Linked DNA regions of Homo sapiens: region 1 is linked to region 2. Evidence: chromatin loops called from intact Hi-C (ENCODE). Cell type or tissue: endothelial cell of umbilical vein. All regions are shown on one strand.

Evidence for each region. Peaks named below come from ENCODE experiments on the same cell type or tissue, not always from the same donor. Only the 100,000 strongest peaks of a DNase experiment are listed, where the experiment ranks them.
Region 1: a loop joins it to region 2, with 23 times the contacts of the local background. A loop is called at or near these places in 9 of 110 quality-filtered maps.

What each region holds. Positions count from the first base shown.
Region 1 is chr2:148,922,372-148,930,371 of GRCh38, reverse strand. KIF5C (kinesin family member 5C) reads right to left here. Exons shown (of 26, transcript NM_004522.3): 3 at 1,018-1,091. It overlaps LOC101928553 (a long non-coding RNA gene), which reads left to right and starts at 3,123. Exons shown (of 2, transcript NR_187659.1): 1 at 3,123-3,583. RefSeq lists an enhancer at 3,749-4,373. In endothelial cell of umbilical vein, a CTCF peak has its summit at 3,564 (motif pointing left); a DNase peak (open chromatin) is centred at 3,501.
Region 2 is chr2:149,556,530-149,564,529 of GRCh38, reverse strand. No RefSeq gene overlaps it. Among named protein-coding and RNA genes, the nearest start is that of MMADHC-DT, 27 kb to the left of the region's middle. RefSeq lists a silencer at 7,781-8,000. In endothelial cell of umbilical vein, a CTCF peak has its summit at 3,007 (motif pointing right); DNase peaks (open chromatin) are centred at 3,039 and 7,919.

The DNA.
Region 1 (8,000 bases), 630 kb after region 2:
TGAAGGCCCTATAGGATTTGGTGATTTAAAGAAAAAAAAAAAAGGAAAAGAGGAGGCAAAGAGGTTCAATTTTGTCTGCAGACCTGCCTTGTTTGGAAAACAGACTGAAGCCACAAAATTCCACAGCCAACAACTGGAGCTGGGGTCATACCCTGAAGTGCCTTCAGGGAGCAGGTATGTAAGTCAATAAGGAAGGATGCCAAATATAAGTTCGTCTTCACCCCAGTGTGCATGAAGTGGGCTGGGTGTGAGTACAATGGAGAGTCCAGCCCCATGTACGTGGGGTGGCCAGAGCCAGTACCACAGGTACCATTTTCACAAATACTAACAAATATTTTACCAAACTTCTCCTAGGTGACAGCAGCTGTTCCCTGCACTAGAAATGTTAACAAAAAGGTGAACAGGACAATGAAGTGAACAGTGAAGCTTGAATTTTATATTATGGTGAAATTCACCCAGTGCTGCCAGATCTTCAGAATATTCAACCTAAGATGGAAAATTTGAATTGTGTGAAATCATCCAATTTTTAACATTGCTTACTATTAAAAAAAAAAATACCGTGCAGTCCAAACAAAAATATGTCTGTGGGCTGAACGTGGCCCACAAGCCAACTTTTAAAAATCTCTGACCTACAGTTTTTTATTTATTCTAAGAGACGAACCTCCCCGGGGGCCTTCATCAGGGTAAATGATTTTCCCAACAGGCTTTCCCAGTTAGAATGAGGCTGAAGTCCAGAATGATGTTCACACTACTGCTTAGCTAATCAATGATTGTTTCTGAATAGAATGTATTGTTACTGTCACAAAGTTATCAATAAAGTACTTTTTAAAATACTGAATTCCTGAGACTTTATTTTTTGCTGCTATTTTAAAACTTCTCAAAGACATAATTAATTGGCCAAACATAACCGTCTCTATTTCCCAGTAAAGAAAGCCACATGCACCTCAAGTTTTGCTGGAAACGTCAGTTCCATTCAGTCATCTCAGAGATTCGCATTAGAGCACATTGTAATCTTACCTCCATGGTGTGGGTTTTTCCTGATGAAGTCTGCCCATACGCAAAAATCGTCCCGTTATAACCTTCAAGGACATCTGTGAACAAGAAAAAGAAATTAAAATTAACTCATTACTTTGATCATATGCTGGTGTAGGTTGCATATTTTAAAATTACATTTTCCAAATGGCCCATCTCATTTTTCATACAAATGATATATTTCAACTCCATGTGAATTTTAAGTAGAAAATTCTGTTGTTCTACAAATGGAAAGAAATGGACTCACATTTCACAGAATACATTAATGAAGAAGGAGGCAGACACACTTTCTCCCAATGACATCAAAAGGAAGATAGAGACATCGAGCAGAAAACTTTTTTTTAGTAGAAGGATATTTGAGTTTTCTTCTATAAGTTGATCTCTTGAGATCAGTTGGGGGAAAAAGAAAACATTATTCTTATGCCCTGTTTCTGGAGTGAGATGAAGAACAGAATTTCTTTCCTGAAGATTTAATCTGGGTCAGTTTAAACGCTGGCCCAGGCTAGCTCCTTGGGGAGGTTTCTCCTGAAAGCCCCACAAGAGCTCCTTGAGTCCAGAGGTGGGGGAGGAAAAGGGCCCCACTCTATAAACAGAGCCTCAGGATGACAATCCAATCAGCCCAGAAACTAGCCGGGCCCTCACTTAAATTTAATGTCTCTGTGTTTGCACTGATAGTGCTAACAAGCCAGCCCAGGCCCATCAGCATCAGGAAATTTCTTTTAATTACACAATGAGAGCACTGTGCAAACCCCTCCACACTGCAGGTCGGTGCCACATCACACAGGGACAAGGGGAGGCTCGAGGGTGGAGGCTGCTTTTTGCTGAAGAGCTGAAGATTATCTGTGGGAATTCTTTCAAAGCAGCAGAGGTGATTAAAATATATTTAGCACTCATTTCTCTCCTGCTTTCCTCCTTCATCCTCACAAATATCACTGGAAGAGGAACAATGCATCATTAATATCCTTGATCCTCCATTCCGAATAAGGGGAGGAAGTCTTCATTTGCACAAGCTGTAGAGGCAGGGAGAAGGACCCCACACTGAGGTGTCCTATTCAGGGTCATGTAAAAAACCAAGCCAGGCAATCAGCTCCATCTACTTCAGGCTCTAAATAGAGTTTTTCTTTTGGGAGCATGGTAGAGGGGGTTCTCTGAATTTTATGATGCTGGTTTGTTTTTGTTTTGCTTTGATAGGTTTGCTTTTTTGAATTTTTTTTCTATATCAATTCTGATTTGTTATGTTTTTTAAAAAAATTTTAATAAACATTTGACTGATCTGAGGTTGTTGAAGTGTGAACTGGGATAAGAACAAAAAAGCAATATGTTATTTTAGGAAGGTAAGAAAAGAAAAATTAAGTGGCAGGATTTTTTTTTAATTCTAGCAGCCCTCAAGAGTTTGTATCAAGCTATATTGGGGGTTGGTGGGAGAGGAGGGACAGGGAGAGAGAGGAGGGGGAGCAAGAGGAGGGAGAGAGAATGTTCATACATATCAGATTTCGGCTAATGGCTCCCCTGCTAACAGTGGGAAGCAAAAACTTGAAGTAGTCAGTGTAAGGTTTGGAGGTTCAAGCTTCAGTTTTCACAAAAATGCCAACTTACTCCAAGAAAAGATTCCTTAGGCCAGAGCAGACAGAGCACCTCTACACTAACATGAATATGATATGCTTTGAGGGACCCAAAGGAAAAAGGTCCCACCCTTAGGTCAAACTTTAAAAATGCCATATTCATAACACAAAAAACTCCAGCCTATTGGAATGCTGGCTACATCACAATATCACAGTTTCCATTTATTCGAAATTACCATTTATTAGAAATTAACCATCCCCCCTATACACACACACACACACACACACACACCCTGAAAGGGCTTTCCTTGTCTTAAGCCTCTGTGTATGAAACACTCTGGAACCCACCGGCCTAGGTGTTAGAACAGCACCGAAGTTGCCAGGGCCAGGGGTCCAGCCATCCTGACCTCTGCTAGCCACCCTGCAAGGGCCGATGTTCCCACGCAGGAGGCCCCAGGGAGGTGGTACTGAGCAACCGGCCACACCCAAGGAAACAGCTCAGAGCTCAACTTCCTCCTGAATTAGGCCACACCCGAGGCCTCCCGGGTCTCATCCACGCCTCTGGGTCCATCACTAAACAGAAGGCACAATCCCACTAACTCTTACTCCATCGCTGCTCATGAAACTCCTGCCAGTAAGGACTGGGTCAAGCACCTGAAAACCAGAGCTCGTCCGTGGCTTCACTTGTTTTGGACTAAGGAGCTGAGGAGCGTGCAAGACTGTACTTGGAGAATCTGTTTCTTGCTGCCATTTCGTCACTGAACACTATTTTTTTTCTCCTTCTTTTTTTGTAAGAAAAGGAGAACACATAAAACCCCACCAGAACAAACTCCACTCGGCCCTGAAAGTATTTACAATCACGGCCCTGAAAGTACTGAAAGTATTTACAATCACGTTACAGTTCATTCACTGCTGCAGAACCTCTCTCCAGCGATCAAGGTCGAAGGGAGCCGACGTCGCCCTCTATCGGCTCCCTGCTGCACTAGAAGGTAATTTAAACGAAAAGGCCCTTTGAAGCCAGTGTTCTCTATTTTCTTCGAAACTCCAGGTTTTGGGGGCTTCTTTTCTGTTTGTTGTTTGTTTGCTCAGTCTATGTTTTGATTTGCTGGTGAGGGAAGGCAGAGAGAGGAAGTGGAGCAGGAGCCCAGCGCGTTTCTATGGCCACCGCGACCACAGGCAGAGGGGGAGCCGTAGCAGGAAAGGCCAGGCCGCGCTCCGCACTGCGGGGGCCACGCCAACCTCCATCCGACTCCCACAGAAGCGCCCACAAAAGGCACTTTCATCACGTCCAGTGCCCGCTCCTGGGCCCACGGAATGCATTTGTTTTAGAGTCTCTGCAGAAACAATGTTTCCACATGCCAGCCACGCTCCGCAGACAGAAAGTTTCTTTGTGTTAGTGCCTGGTGTGATGTGACCTCCACTGGTACAGCATAGCCCGCCGCACCCCGGGGCCACAGCACTCTTCCATCCCGCAGCCGCATGAACCCCAGAAGGAGCTTCCACTGCAGGTGCCCAGAGCCTTCTCATCTCCCAGGGGAGGAGGAAGGATAGCAGTAGATACTTAAAATGCTCCTTGCCTCCCATTTGCTCAGTTCTGAATCCAGGTCTTGCTAAAGCAAAAGAGTTAGTGCCATCTTCAGATTAGAATTGGGGGAGGATGTGATCATACCTACCCATCAGTAGTCCTACGGAGGCATGGGGCTTCCTACCGACTCTCCAGGGGAAATGGGGGCCTGTAGGGTTTCTGGTGATGGTGGCTGACAGGCCATCCTCACCAGTCACCAAACCACTCAGGTAGGCCATAATCAGAGGATGATGAGGCGGTCCTGCTGACTACCTGAGGCCAGCCCGCATGCCGGCTGGCCAGCCTAAAGGGCAGTCCCTGTGCCCAGGCAAGGGCATGCTGCATCTTCAGAATGGAAACGCACCTCATCACTGGCAGGCCACCAGGGCCATCACAAGGTGTAGGAGCCACCATCCCTGTCCCCTCTTCTCTACCCTCCTCCCACACCATTCCTAGCCCTGTCTTTTGCAATGCTTAGATAATAGTCCATATGGCCTGACAGAACAGGGACCACTCATAAAATAATTGTCATCAAATGCTAGCTGTGTGCCCACCAGGAAAGGGGGGCAGGGGAGTACAGAAGAATATCAGTCAGTCAGTCTGACAAGCCCAGGCTTGAGTCCCAGTCCATGGCCCCCGAACCAACCTGGCCAAGTTACTTCACTTCTCTGAGCCTCAAATTCCTCTTCTGTACAATGAGGAAAATAATGCTCACCCTTCAGAAAGTTGTTATGATTTAAAATGCAACAACATATGTCAAGTATATAGACAGTGCCTGATAAGTCACAGCTAAAAATATTTTTTTTCTTCAGAGTCATATATAAGATAATAACAAAACAGATCTGATAATGTCATCCTAAGCTTAACACTCTTCATTGGGTCCACATTGTCTGCAGGATAAAGTCCATCCATTGCCATCAAATTGCTCCAGCCTAAATGTCCCAGCCTCATCTCCCATAATGCCACTCTGCACCCTGTGCCGCTCCAAGTTGTCCAAGCAGAATTTGTGTGTTTATGCTTTTACTTTTGAAATCCCCTCTGCTTGTACAACCCTCCTATATTCTATAGTCCTCAGGACCCAACCTTTCAGAGAAACCTTCTTTAATTCTCCACTCCCTCTCCCAATCAAAATCAATACAAGTGACATTCTTCTGTGTTCCCGTGGCATTTTGCATACACCCTTTCTAAAGTACATAATGCCTATGTGTGTGATGATTATGTACACATCTGTCTCTTTCCCTGTACTCAAAGCTCCTTGCAGACAGTCTTACATAGCATGGCGACTCCAGTCCCAGCACTGCTTACCCCACGGTAAGTACTTATTACTACTTACAGAAATGAATGATTAAAAGAAACAACTGAATGAATGAATTTTAAAGGAATCAGAACTGGAAAACAAGAAATTTCCCCTTCTCTAGCATCTGGATCATCTGTATCTAGTTAATTTGGAAGGCAAATGATTGGTGTGGCTTCTGTAGGCTGGGACATAGTTACAGTACTTCAATAATAGCATCCAGTTACCATGGTGTTTAATTCCTAGGCGTCCAAAGGAGCCTTCCCATTTACTGTGCTGGTAGTCAGAAACCCTACAACCTCTTTGAGAAGAAATGGAGGAGAATTCTACATGCTTTTTCAAGCAAAATTTTGAAAAACAAACACCAGACAAAGATGGGAGCATGAGAGATGCCAGGACTCCACAAACAAACATTTAAAATATATTTTTTTTAACCCAGTGAAGTGGTAGGGAATGAAAAACCAGAGAGAGAATAAAGCCATCGAGTTAAATGGAGCCTCCCAGATGCTCCAAATCATTAAGAGTTTAGATGGACTTGAAAGGAATGCTCCTTGGTCCACCCATTATCAGGAATCACGGGGACTATGGTGCTCTTCGGAAATCATCTGATTTAATTATTAGCCTCTAGAAAAAAAGGGCTCCACAGCACCGCCTCCCAATCTTGATTTAAATAGGGTTACTCATGGCAAGAGATACCTCAGCTATACTTGATCATCTGTTCCAAGGAGTTCTTTCTTGTACCTCTATGTTTTAGCTTACTGATTCTGAAATACATGGCCACTTCTCACACTAGCCTCAGTGGATATTTGTGAAATCCAATCAGACCTTCATCAATTCCTTTTTAAGGGAGAATAAGGCATGTATGTATGATCATACATATTTATGGTACCCTAGAAATGTCTGTTAGTCATATCATGTCAGCGCCTGATTTTATTCTGCTAGATGGTTTTCTTTATAGCTCACTACATATTGGGTCTCAAGTTATCCAGAGTTAGGCCATATCTTCACAAGACCTGCCCATTTCTGACATTTCATACTGTAGAGAAATCCGAACATTGAAAGAGGCCCAAACTTCTTTAGTGAATAAAGACTCAAAGAGTATTACTACAGGTTGTTAATCACAGGATTTTTTTTTAACAGAGTGCATCCATTTCTAATTATGTCAGCTTAGAGAGGACAGGATGTATTTAAATGGCCCTCATGTTTAGCACAGCATGTGGTAAATACTATTTGTTTGTGATAATGAAGGGGGAGAGAAAAAGAAATTTTGGCACATATGTGATTAATCTTACTTTAATAAAAAATATATGAATGAGTCGAATAATAGGGAGCAGGGCTGAGTAGGAGCAAACCAAGAAAGATATACTGCAAAAACAGAGAAAACATGTTTAGATAGAAAGAGAAGCAGAAGAGTAAAAGCAGAGAGAAGATAAAAATTACCACCCGATATAGGTCCATACTATTAATTCAGAAAGAGCTCGAATTCAGTCATATTTTTTTTCTCATTGGGTTTCTATAAAAATCTCACTGTGAAGACCTTCAAAATTAATTGATGTCTGCAGCAAGAATGTGAATAACCATCCACCTCAGCAAGGAACATTACATGCTGACATGCATCTCCCACACAGGTGTCCAGGGTCAGAATTAAACGAACAGATGTACCCAGAGCTGATTTTCATGAATTTCAAATACTTAGGTTAGTCAGCTTCTAAAAACAAGCAGATCCAAAGTGACATGGTAGGTTTTTTTAGTTTTGTTTTTACTTCTTGCTTATTAAATCCAGAGCTGCCTATACAGGGGGCAGCATCAAGACATTTGAAAGCACAATTGCCACAGCATTCACATTTGAAGGAAATGATTTGATGATGAAAAGCAAAGTAGCAGGAGATGCCCCCCAGCTCTGTCCAGATGGCAAGCCTGCCAATGCAAGCTTCAACCTGCCCCTGATTTGAAAGGACAAGGTAGAGCAATGTGCAAATTGCTTCATCTCCCTGCTGCTATTTTGACATGAATCCTCCAGGGCCAATGCCAGTCCTAGAGAAAAGGACTGATCTCTAAGATGTAAATGTAGGCTTGAGGCTACCTGTTTGGAGGAATAAATGTCAGGATCTGGGTGGGATGGTTGAAAATGGGTTAGGAGAAAGCATAATTAAGGAATGCTGAATGGCAAGACCAGCTCAATAACCAACACGGTAATGTGATTTTATGACACTGTAGAAAATTTCTAAATGGCAAAAATTTTCCATATTTAAGGCTTCTTGCTGAGAGATATTAGTAAAAGGGAGACAGACACACAGAATAAATCAACCAAAGATGTACAACTGGAGCATCAGGAATATATATTTTCTCCTTCAAAGGAAAAAGGAGGTTCCATACCTGCAGCCAGTGTTTTAAAATTATTACAGAAATAGTGTGAACACAGCTTACCTTGCTTTTAAGCTTTTGGGTGACAAAATAAAAAAGGTGGCAAAAGAAATAAAGACATGTCCTTGAAAAGGGAGAATAGAGAGATTAAATAATTTGCCTGACATCATAGCAAATCAGGGCT
Region 2 (8,000 bases):
CCTTAAACTGAGTCCAGTTTTTAAAAAGGAACTAAAATTTATAGGTAAAGGAAATTTTGAAGCAAAATTATTTTCTTTTTAAACGTTTAGCTAGAGTTTTAATTATACATTAATGCTTACATTATATAAAACAAGTTTTCAAAGCATTTTATTTTTCTTACTGTTATTAGACATGGTTTACATTATTTATAGCATGATCATTTTTGCCAAGAGCTTTTAAGAGTTTTCCCAGAACCTCTTAATCCTTGGATAGTTAAATCATGCTTAGGGTTTCTAACATTGAGTCATCCATGTAGATTTCCTCTCAATCAATCTAACAGTTCTTTCACTGTTTCAGTTATTTCATGAAATGTTGCATTTTGGGCACAGTGTATTTATATGAAATGGCATAGTCACTAACTTTGTTTCCTTTAAATGAAAATAGACTAAACAGGTAGGGTTGCAATGCTATAATCTGCTTTGATCTCGTTCTATATAAAAATAGAGTCTCTAATTGCTTTAATTTTATGTAGATAGGATTATATTTAAGTTACAACTTCTTACATCTCCTAGTATAAAGATTTTGTGTCATTAAATTGCCACTCTATTTAAAATGAGTGGCAATTCAGTAGTACAAAAATAGGTATTAAACTTTTTAAACACTGGTTTGTACTCATAGCTTATGTTGTAGCTGTATATGCCATTTTGCTACAAATTTAATTTTTAGTAGTTTTTAAATAGTTTAAAGTCATCCTTGTCACAGACTTCACGAACAAGTGCCTGCCAGGAAGTCCAGTTTTGTTACAGGAAGAATGGTTGAGCACAGTTCCTGTCACATAGATGTTCAGTAATAGATGTGAATTAGATGCTGATCAACTTAATGATGATTCAGAAGAGTAAATCTAGATTTGTTGAGGTCAAACTGGAGCTTTGTCATGTATCCGCTTTAATCCAAAAACCTGGTGTAGAGATCTTTAATTGAAGTCATGCACCATATAACAACGTTTCTGTCAAGGTTGGACCACAAATATGATAGTAGTCCTATTTTTACTGTACTTTTCTATGTTTAGATACACAAAAACATTGTGTTACAGTTGCCTACAGTATTCAGTACAGTAACATGCTGTACAGGTTTTTAGCCTAGGAGCAATAGCCTATACTATTAGAACCCAGGTGTATAGTAGGTTATACAATCCAGGTTTTGTACACTCTTGATATTCACACAATGATGAAGTCTCCTAACTACCCATTTCTCAGAACATATCCCCGTAGTTAAGATATGCATGACCATAGTTTCAGACTAGTTTAACCTGTTTTACAATTGTAGCACTATTTTATCAGCACAATTGTGATAGTATATTTAATGAAATACACTGCCTGTCTCCCAAATATTGAATAGTACATATACTAAAAAAAAATTTGTATCTGAAATTCAAATTTATCTTAGTGTCTTCCTTTTTATATTTGCTGAATCTGGTGACTGTGTGAATGACAACATTGCTATCAAATGACAGTTATTTTTAATGGTAAAATTGTAGAGGGACTCAAAATTAAAAAAAATACTAAAGCCAAAAAGAGTACAAGCTTTGAGCACCCTAGAAAAGCAGCACTTCCCGGGTTAAATAGTGCCTCCATGGCTCATCAGTTTATAATTTCAGGTTGTTGCCTTTGAAGGTTCATGGTTACTGTTCATTAATTGCTATTTTATCTCTCCTGTTTGTTTTAAATTTGTGACTAAGATCTTCGACATTGAAATCAACAACAATTTTATAAGAATTTTATTTTTCACATCCCTTTTTGATTGCAGAAGGACATGAGGTCTATTCCTTGTTTGCTTACAGTGAATGTGACTTCATTTACCCTTGTTTAAAGTTATTTTAAATAATATGAACTCAATTTTCAGTGTCACACAATGTTGTCAGTTGCTGGATTTGTGCCCATTCAAACTGAGTTAAGTCACCAGTGGTCACAGAGGAGACTTTCTTCTGGTACTAAGTAAACAAGCTGAGAAAGAGAAAGGGAAACTATGTTTATGGCCGTGTAACTAAGTTACAGTAATAAGATTTGTCCTGTACGAAGCCTGGATGAGTTAAAATACCTTCTGAGTCAAGTGGTCACTCATGGGAAATAACTCTCCTGGGACACTGGAGCATGAATTAGTGATCTGAAGAGGCAATTAATCTCAAATGAATGAGCACTTGGCTTCTAGATTGCTCTCTATTTATGTTACAGTTTTTTTAGAATAAATGTAGGTTAACCTACAGTGTAGTTTTATGTAGATTAGCCAAAAGTCCATGTTAATTCAAGACAGTGTCTCTAAGAAGCAAAAAATATTTTAGCATATTGAAAAAAAAAACCTGCAAGTTGGTCATGGAATCTAAAATAGAGATACAACTAATATTCCTCTCAACAAATTAGGAGAGTCACAATAAAGCAAAAAAGAAGCAGTTTATTCTTTAGGGCTACCAGAACTCGTGGCCTGCTTCTTAAATTAATTCTGGCTTTCATTTTAAAGTGACATTTATTTTCATGGGCAAGTTAAAGACTCTGTAGAAGCCTACTATGAGAACCCCTTTTCTGATACTGTATTATGAAGGATAACTGAAAATCACTGAGATTAACTAATTCCATAAGTTGTATGAAAAAACTATTACAGTCATTTCCAATACTAGATCCCCAGTGTTGTAGGTACTGTTTAGTCCCAACCAGCAGAAAGAGCTATTGTAAGTCCAGGATTGCCTTTAGCTATTAGCTTTTCCAGTATGCCCCTCCATTTCAGAGTGAAAAATAACCTAATGCTACAATGAGTGTCCTTTTCATGAGCATATATATGTATTTCTTATTCATACATACACACACACACCCCCCTTGTGGACAAACCTTCTAACAACAAAATAGCTATATATTTGAGATATGTTATCTAATTTAAAATATTGCATTAAAATTTATTCACAAATGTGACTGTCTCAAATGGATAAGAACCTCTAATTTTGCACTTAGGATTTTGCCAACTTTATTGAACATCCTCTATATTTAAAAAGATAGGCTGCAGTGATACATTTGGCCAATAGGTGGCACCATTTAATTACCTTGAAATTCCTCAAATTTGAGGCTTGTAGTTTGGCCAAGAAAAAAAAAATTACCTTATCAATTCTGCATGTTTGAAATGTAAACCATTTAGAAAGAAAAGTTCCTGTACATTGATAATTACTTCATTGTTTTGACTTTTTAGAAACTAGCATTTTTTTCTAGTGCTATTTCCTAGATGCCATTACTTGAGCTATGAAATAGAAAATGAATGCCTGATGCAGGGTCATGTTGTTCAATCATTATACATGTAATTTTTATCATTTTTAAAATTGTGAGTTTCTAGAAAAGTATCAATCTGTGTCACAATACAATCTAGTGTCTTGAATCAGAAGAAAGATAAGGGAGCACTCCTAGGCACTTAGGGAAATAAGGCAAGAGGCAGCAAAAAGACCTGGTGTGAGATGGTCAAATTCTTTCTCACCAGCACGCAGTCAAGAAATCCTGGAATTGGGAGTACTGTGTTTAGTCAAAAGATCCGACATGATCTGAGATTTAAAATTAATTTTTAGTTGTTAAGCAATTATTTAGTGCCTCCATTCCTGCCAAAAAAAAAAAAAAAGCGGGGGGGGAGTGTGGCTCTGACATGAAAGCAAAAAATTAGTAAGGGTAAACTATTGAACTTTAGAAGTGTAGTAATGTATTATGGTGTTACAGAGTCATTAAAAACATACTATGTGAAATGCAGAGAAACTGCATGAAAAAATGAACCAATTCAATTTTGTCATGTTACTATGCAGTATTTAGAACAGACCATGGCAAAATCCAAAGTGTCTTGTGAATAGTAAAAGAAAACTCAAGATTTATAATTATTTTAATATTAAGAAATTATATTCTAATTATTTGAAAAGTTATGTGGGAATAGACACATTGAACTTCAAGGTCAAAGTAAGTAAGTAACATAACTTCACACAAATAATAGCCTTGTAGACAAGAAAAATAAAAGAGTATAAAAATATTGATTTGGGAGGTCTTAAAAATTGTCTAGTCCTGCCCTTTATTTCTTGGATGAGAAAACTCAAGCCTTGAAAAGTTTAATGATTTGCCCAAGGTTAGAATTGGCAAATCTAGAATACAGCTTTTCTGGGTCTTAGTCCATGAACTACTTCTTGTCTAATTGGCAATTTCTGATAATTCAGGTAAGTGACTTTAACATTTTATTTTTTATGAAAAAAATTTTTAATTACAGTATAGACTTTTATAATTCCATCAATTTGCATTACATGGTAATGTATTTGCAATGCAGTCTTAATTAGGAAGCTTCTCCACTCTGAAAAGGGAAACTCATTGTACTCTTTATTTGAGCAGCTCTGCTCCATTTATTGTATCGGTGATTATATAAATGGCAAGAAGTTCTGGCTAGTGGTAGTGCCAGGACTAATAAAGAAAGGTCTTTTGATATGATAAAATACTATATTTGCTCATTAATATTTAGGTTTCATAGTTATACACTTACGGGTATAAGAAAGCACCTTTATTATTGAAATTTCTTCAGAAACAATAATGGTATGCATTTAAAATTCCTGTTTGGTCTATTAATTTTTTTTTATCATGCAAGATTTCCTAGGAATGCATCTGTCACATAGCAGCATAGATACTTGAGATGATGGGGCTATTAATTTGATCTTGAACAATTATGTCAGGCATTCTGTTGTACACAATGCCTTCTACTTATTAAAATAGATTACAGCAAGCCCTTTGCTACTTCTATCATTGCCTGCCATCGCTGTATGGTTTTAATGTACCTGTCCCTCCAAAATTCATAGGTGGGAACTCAAACACCAAGTTGGTAATATTAAGAGGTGGAGCCTTTGGGAGAGTGATTAAGTTATGAGGACTCTGCCTTGTGAATGGGATTAATGCCCTTTTCAGAGAGCGCCTTGACCCTTCTACCCTTCCCTCCCTTTGCCATGTGAGGACACTGTTCATCCCTGCAGACGGTGCAGCAACAAAGCACCATCTTGGAAGCAGAGAAAGAGCCCTTACCACACACCCCATCTGCCAGCACCCTGAACAGTGAGAAATTTCTATTACAGTTCAAGAGGGGGATTAGGGGTGCCGACCACCCCAACCCCAGGCTGAGTCAAAAATCCACATATAACTTTTGACTCCCCAGAAACTGAACTACTGACAGCCTACTGTTGACTGGAAGCCTTGTTGGCAACATGAGTAGTTAACATATTTTGTATGTTAAATGTATTACATTCTGAATTTTTTTTTTCCTTGGGCTGGAGTGCAGTGGCGCGATCTCAGCTCACTGCAAGCTCCGCCTCCTGGGTTCACGCCATTCTCCTGCCTCAGCCTCCTGGGTTCACGCCATTCTCCTGCCTCAGCCTCCTGAGGAGCTCGGACTACAGGCACTTGCCACCACGCCCGGCTACTTTTTGTATTTTTAGTAGAGACGGGGTTTCACCATGTTAGCCAGGATAGTCTCGATCTCCTGACCTCGTGATCCGCCGCCTAGGCCTCCCAAAGTGCTGGGAAATAAACTAGAGAAAAGAAAATGTTAAAAAAAAAATCATGAAGAAGAGAAAATATATTTACTCTTTATTAAGTGGAAGGGGCTCCTCATGAAGGTCTTCATCCTCATTGTCTTCATGTTGAGAAGGCTGAGGAGGAGGAGGTAGAGGAGGGATTGTTCTTGCTGTCTCAGGGGTGGCAGAGGCAGAAGGAAATCTGAATATGAGTGGACCCGGGCAGTTCAAACCCAAATTGTTCAAGTTTACCTCTAACTATAAATTACCCAGTTTGTGGTATTCTGTCAAACCAGCCCAAACGGACTAACACGGTATAAAAATAATTAAATCATTTAAAATTTTATGATTCACAGAGGTTTTCTCAAACTCTACACCTTTCCTTTGCTTTTTACTTAATCATATCCAATATACGTCCACTCTGAATTAGTAAAGTTTGACGTTTGATGCTGACATACTTCATGTCTGCTCCAAGTCGTAGAGCTTATGGCATGTCTAGAGACTCTTGGAGGAGAGGAAATCTCAGCTGGCCCTTGAAAGGCAGGCGGGATTTGAATAGTGAGCAGAGGATATTCCAGGAGCTAAAACATGAGACTAACACAAGAGAGTGGACTGGTTTACCTAGAGTTTCCTTGACTGCAAGGACTTGGGAAATGAGGCTAGAAAGACACCTTGGGGCTAGATTGAAGGAATTTTTAGTTCCAGAATAAGGAATTCACCGATATGCTATAGCATTAAACATTGAAGGTTTTCAAGCAGAAGAATAATTCGATTAAATCAACTTTTGGAAAGATAGATCTCCTGGTGGTATAGGATATAAACTGTAGGCAAAAAGTAACTGGCAACAAAAAGACTACTGTTGTAATGGGGTAACTCAAAGGTAATAGAGGCCTAAATTAGGGTGGTGGCCGTAAGAATGAAATAAATATTCCAAAGTAGAAATTAAAGCAGGAACTGACTGCTCCCTAGGTCTTGCTGTCCAATCCCACTTCCAGCAATCCAAACAAAAGACTGCAGTTTTCAACATGGATGACTAAAAGAATAATAATAATAATAGCACTGGTAATAATAGTAACAAGCCAACATTTTCATCGTGCTTACTGTGCCCAGCACTTAGCTAAGTGCTTTATACATAATGCATATAATCTTCATAACAACCCCATGAAATAAGTATTATTATTCCCATTTCATGGATCAGAAACCTGAAGCAGAGAGAGGCCAGGTGATGAGTTTAAAGTCGCATGGATATTGAATGGCAGAGCCAGGACTGGAACACAAGCAATTGGGCCTTGGACCCTAATGCCTAGCCTGGTGGTCTCACTACCAAGTACTAGTTTGCAGCATATAGCCCTCTTACATTTATGTGGTAAAGTTAAAATGGTGGTGAATATCTGCATATACTTAGAGTTGGGAACCTAGAATTCAGAGAGTAGTCAGGATAGAGGATGTAAAGTTGAATGACAAGCATACCTCACTCAACTTGAATATTTGAAACTCCATTATTGCATTTGATGATAGAATTTAACCCACCGATCTTCCACAGCTCAGGAGAGAGGGTGTGGTAGGGGTGGGATCAAAACAATAAAGATTTTCAGACCCATTGGAAAGAGTTTTGACAGGCTTTGTCATCATACCTCTCAGCAGTTATGCTCTGCTTATCTTTTGTTCTCTGATGTATGCTAATAATTTGCTACGTGATCATGTACTATTTTAATTTCCATTTGGTTCTAGGAAATCAAGTCGCTTATAATATTTTCATGCTCATTCTTATGTTCCAACCTTTAACAACTGTTTTAGGATTCTGAAATTTCTCAACATTACAACATGCATGAAATATCATGACTAGTTCAGTTATCCAGATACTCATCCAAAATCAAAGGACTGTACAGCATCGTGGTTAAGAGACTGGGGTTTGGAAAAAAACTCCTGAGTCTGGATCTCAGTTGTGCTATTTACAAGTTTTCTGACCTTGGGCAAGTTCCACTTCTGTTAATACCCATCTCATGAGAAGATTTAAGGTTTAGGAGGGATGACATATGCAAGCCATTTCTTACTATTCCTGTGGAAGAGGTCAGTAAATTTTAGCTGTTCTTATTATCTGACCTCTGAATGTGTACAAATTTTGTGGACAACTAAACAGTAAAAATTACCCCCAAATATATTTTCCTAAAATTATAATACAAACATCTTCAAGAGGACATGTATTTGGCAGAACACTTTAGTATTTAATCTCACCACAACTTTGGAAAAGTAATACCATCACAAACAATTCATCACATCCAAAACAAATAAATGGAGCACTCCTACTAGCTGTACATACACAGATAGTGTGTTAAGTAATCACAGAATTCACTGCTTTAGACTTAATCAGCCATTACATGCCCAGAGATGTTTTTTTTTGGAAAGTTTTTATTGGCATTTGAAATGGTTTCCTGTTGGCGAAGTGTGCAGTACCTCAAA